Regions from separate parts of the Homo sapiens genome. Here region 2 is linked to region 1. A link is an interaction called in ENCODE POLR2A ChIA-PET data of the cell type or tissue named here. Cell type or tissue: PC-9. All regions are shown on one strand.

Region 1 (2,500 bases):
ATTGTTTTAGTTTAGATTTCATGTTAAGAATGAAGTTGGGTATCTTTTCATCTGTTTAGGAGCCATTTGCATTTTTACCTTCTAAACTATTACTGTCCTTCACCCAGTTTTCCATTTGGTTATTATAAAGCAACAAGGGATGGAAAATCTGATGAATGAGAAAAAACCTAAGAAAATGCATAGTTAGAGAGAGAATAAAAGGGTCATTATCTTTACACAACTGCCTTTTAAAATCATTAAAAAATATATATTCTTGTATCCCCTAGATGCTGTCATTAGGCTCTGTCCTCTCTGTAATTATGAAAATCCTTCCCTGAAAGATGTGCAGTATCCAGTTGCCATTCTTATGGCCTGTGGTTCTCATAGTTGTCATCATTACCACTAATTTTGGCCAGTAATATTTGTTACTTAATATAAAATGTGAATTTTGCAAAGGAGGAGAGGAGTGTAGTGTGTAGTTAGCTAGTCAGCAAAAAGACTAGGAATAATCTTGATTATGGCATGAACCTGGAGTTTTAAAAATTTTAAATTAGTCAGTAGACTTGGATTGCATTACCTTGTGGAATATGGCTTTGAACTTTTCTGCACTTCATTTTCTTGAGTTGTCAATTGGTAGAGGTGGGAGTTGTGCATATGATCTGCAGCCAAGTTTTATAATTCTAGGAAGTCTGGAAGATTCAACATGAAGAGTCCTAGGTATCAGCATTCAGGGTCTTTTAGTACATGTTTAAGCTAAAGTTGGAAGCTAGGTCAGAACTTTGGAGAGCTCCAAGCAAAGGAGATTATGGTGCTTGGGTTGCTTCTGAACTTTTAGATACATTTGCTTTTCATTAGCTGTCTTTAAGGTTATTGAAGCCTGAGAACCTTAAAGGTTTACAGATTTTTAAAGTTCAGTGTATTTCACAGTTACCACAAGTAAAGTTTATAATGTTTTAGAGCAAAGACTGTGGGTTTAGAGCAGTATTTCTCTAAACATGGTCCAACATCACTTGGGAACACGTTAGAAATGCACATTAACAAGCCCCACCCCAAATCTACTGGATCAGAAACTGATGATCAGGCCCAGTAACCTGTTTTAACAAACCCTTCAGATGATTCTGGTGAGTGCTAGAGTTTGAGAAACACTGGCTTACAGGCTTTCGTGATACTTACATCAAGGAGGGGCATCTGAGTCTGTCAGATCCCATGATCTCCTTAGGGTTGAGAAGTATACAGGCTCTGAGGAAAATATGGTTTTATTTAAATACTTCTTAGTTCATATGTCTACCTACTGAGAGGCCATTTTAGTATATACTAGGATCCATTTAACTGAAAGTTAGATATACAACAGCACTATTGCTAGACTTGTAAACTATTCAACCCTGCATTCTTTAAATCTACGTTTTATATTTGTGCATATAACTTCATTGAACATATGGTCCTGAATATTTGTTCTGCTTGAAAATGGATTTGTATCATATAGCTTTTATCCAGTCTTGTTTTTGATAATTTATATCTCTTGCAGTTAAGGATATCCTCTCTGCTTTCGTGTCTGTTCCTGCTGCTCTGTTTAGAATACCCTTGCATCTACTTTCTCTTTGCCATTTAGTATTAGTACCTAACCTAATTTAGAAGGGATACTGTTATACATGTTGTACTTGAGGTACAGTCAGTGTTGGTTGTTACTGGATTCATTGGAGTGGTAAAAATAGTTTTGAAAAGTTATATAAGAAAGGAAATACAGAGTTGCAAGAGGATAGACCAAAGAGATTTTAAGGGAATGACACTTTTGCAGAGTGCTGTTAATACTCAAAATAATCGCCTTTAGAAACAAGGTGTGCTTGTGTTTCTGTCTTATTTAGTTGCCTGCTATCAAGAGGTTTAGATATTGACAAATAATTTCCAGAAGTAAATATTTAGGATTTTTTTTTTGAGGTGGAGTTTCACTCTTGTCACCCAGGCTGGAGTGCAATGGCACAGTCTCCGCTCACTACAACCTCCGCCTCCGGGGTTCAAGCCATTCTCCGGTCTCAGCTTCCCGAATAGCTGGGATTACAGAGGCCCACCACCACACCCAGCTAATTTTTGTATTTTTAGTAGAGACAGGGTTTACCATGTTGACGAGGCTGATCTCGAACTCCTTACTTCAGGTGATCCGCCTGCCTCAGCCTCCCAAAGTGCTGGGATTACAGGCATGAGCCACTGCCCCCGGCCAGAAATTTACAGATGCATGAAAGTAGGGGCTTTGTATAAACATGGATATTGCTTCTCTTTACATTAAAAAACACCACCATTGATAATTCATAGATAAATGTTGGAAAGCTTAAATGTATAAGTCTAACAAAAATAATCTTTTGATTTATCTGTATCTTTGCTCCCCTTGACAGTCCAAAGAATTTTTCCTTACTGCTGTTATGATTAGAAAGGTTTAATTTAGCTTCTGTGTGGTATAGTGGGAAAAGTACTGAGCTCATTGTTCATTTACTAATTGGTAAGATTTATAAACAGTATCTCATTTATT
Region 2 (2,500 bases), 230 kb before region 1:
GTTGGAAAACAATTAGGTTCATCCTGTCACAGGTGAATCAACTTTTTACTCTAAATTATTTATCATTTAATATTAATTCCCAGTCTTTAAAAAATATTGAAATATTGCACTTAAGTTAGCAGAAATTTTTTCAGTTTGAAGATGTTATTTTAAAAACATATATATTATTTTTAATATTTACTATTTAATAAATGTTTGATAATGAACCTAATAAATGCCTCATATTTGCTTTCTACTTCAGAGCTATATTTCCCAGACTTCAGCTAAAGCTGCATATTACATATATTATTATTTACTTAAATTTTTTCTTTAAATTTATCACTTAATTGATTCATTCAATAAATATTTATTAGGCACAAATGTACTAGGCACTATTCAAGCCACTTTTTAGATTTAAACAACTTAAGTTTTATCCTAGGATATTGTATATGTAAAATCATAATATTACTTGTATTTTTCTAATGTAAACTTATATGAATAATATAACTATTAAAAATATGCAAAGGAGGCCAGGCACAGTGGCTCACACCTATGATCCCAGTGCTTTGGGAGTCTGGGGTCAGAGGATCACTTGAGGCCAGGAGTTCAAGACTAGCATGGGCAACATAATGAAACCCTATCTCTACAAAAAATTGTTAAAAATTAGCGAGCATGATGCTGTGCACCTGTGGTCCCAGCTACTTGGGAGGCTAAGGTAGGATGATCACTTGAGCCCATGAGGTCAAGGCTGCAGTGAGCATGCCAGGCATGGTGGTGCACCCCTATAATTCTAGCTACTTGGAAGACTGAGGTGGGAGGATCACTTGAGTTCTGGAATTCAAGGTTACAATGAGCTATGATCACACCACTGCACTCCAGCCTGGGTGACAGAGTGGAGACCTTGTCTCTAAAAAAAAAAAAAAAAACTAAAAAAGAATATTTAAAGGTTTGTCCATGTTTTACCTAAATAATTTTACATACCACCAGTGGCCCTTTGACTGCTTTGGTGTTCATAAAGCACCTTCATGTTCGTGGTCATTTTAGATCCTTTCAGTGACCCACAAAGATGTGCAGAATTATCCCCATTTTACAGATGGGAGAACTGAAGCTCAGAGAAGTGGCATCCCAAAGAATACAAATCACAGGTAGTTAAGCCAGGTCGCAACCCTGGTCTTCTATTCTATATGTAGCACTCCTTACATTATGCCATTCCCCAACAACAGGACTTTGTAGAAATGGAATGGGGAAGTAAAGACTGAAAAGGTGAGCTTGAGGTCAACTCTGTTATAAGATCGATGATGTGGCTAGTGCTCCATTATTCTTTGACGTTTGCACAACAGCTCTGCTTCAGCAATAAGGAGCACCAAAGAATTCACACAGAGAGGTGTTATCAAGATTAAAGCCTGCAGAAAATTTTAACATCATCTCCGGTTAACCAGCTCTATTTAAAAGTGATCTAGGATCATTGATCCAGGTTCTTCGTTTTTGTTTGTTTGGTTTTTGTTTTGTTTTTGAGATGGAGTCTCTCGGCTCACTGCAACCTCCAGCCTCCCATGTTCAAACAATTCTCCTGCCTCAGCCTCCTGAGTAGCTGGGATTACAGATGCCTGCCACCATGCCCAGCTATTTTTTGTATTTTTAGTAAAGACAGAGTTTTACCATGTTGGCCAGGCTGGTCTGGAACTCCTGACCTCATGATCCACCCGCCTCGACCTCCCAAAGTGCTGGGATTACAGGCGTGAGCCACCATCCCCAGTCAGATCCAGGTTCTTCAAATATGTATTATACCTCTCTTTCGAGGGTTGGTTTGGCTCTCTGAAAGGTTATGTCTTCTTTTGTCAGACTTTAAGTTTCTTCTGAGATACATGAGGTCCCACTGTGCTGACACCAAATCAAAAACTTAGTTAAATTATCAAATGTGTAATATGGGCCTTCTGAACAAAATAAGCAAATAAGCAACCAGAGATTCAGCCTTGTTCAGAAAAACTCTTAATCATCTACCACATAGTAATGTCTGGCTTTATGAATATGTTTCTATCCGCACTGAACAAACTATAAAACTATTTATGTTGAAGAATTATTATATCCAAACAATTTGAATGAAAGAAGAGTTTTTAATAGTCAAAAAGTATTGGTAGGGCACGGTGGCTCATGCCTTTAATCCTAGCACTTTTGGAGGCTACGGCAAGCAGATCGCTTGAGCCCAGGAGTTTGAGATCAGCTTGGGCAATATAATGAGAACCCTGTTTCTACAAAAAAATAAAAAATAAAAAAATTAGCTGGGCATTGTGGCACACAGCTGTGGTCCCAGCTACTAAGGAGACTGAGGTGGGAAGATTACTTGAAGCCCAGGAGGTCGAGGCTGCAGTGAGCCAAGGTCACGCCACTGCATTCTAGCCTGGCCAACAGAGCAAGACCCTGTTAAAAAAAATTAACATTTAACATATGTGTATATTTATACATGAATAAGTAAACTATGAATACATATAAATTCCAGGTAGCTTTATGATTCTTAAATGAC

The links. ChIA-PET counts read pairs that join two places held together with the same protein. Peaks named below come from ENCODE experiments on the same cell type or tissue, not always from the same donor. Only the 100,000 strongest peaks of a DNase experiment are listed, where the experiment ranks them.
Region 2: POLR2A ChIA-PET joins it to region 1 with 7 read pairs; 2 of 35 experiments call an interaction of 5 or more read pairs at or near these places.

The regions. Positions count from the first base shown.
Region 1 is chr2:148,729,509-148,732,008 of GRCh38, forward strand. The region is part of intron 2 of EPC2 (enhancer of polycomb 2); the gene reads left to right. Among named protein-coding and RNA genes, the nearest start is that of EPC2, 86 kb to the left of the region's middle. In PC-9, no CTCF peak of the experiment used is centred here; no DNase peak of the experiment used is centred here.
Region 2 is chr2:148,496,899-148,499,398 of GRCh38, forward strand. The region is part of intron 11 of MBD5 (methyl-CpG binding domain protein 5); the gene reads left to right. Among named protein-coding and RNA genes, the nearest start is that of EPC2, 150 kb to the right of the region's middle. In PC-9, no CTCF peak of the experiment used is centred here; a DNase peak (open chromatin) is centred at 1,243.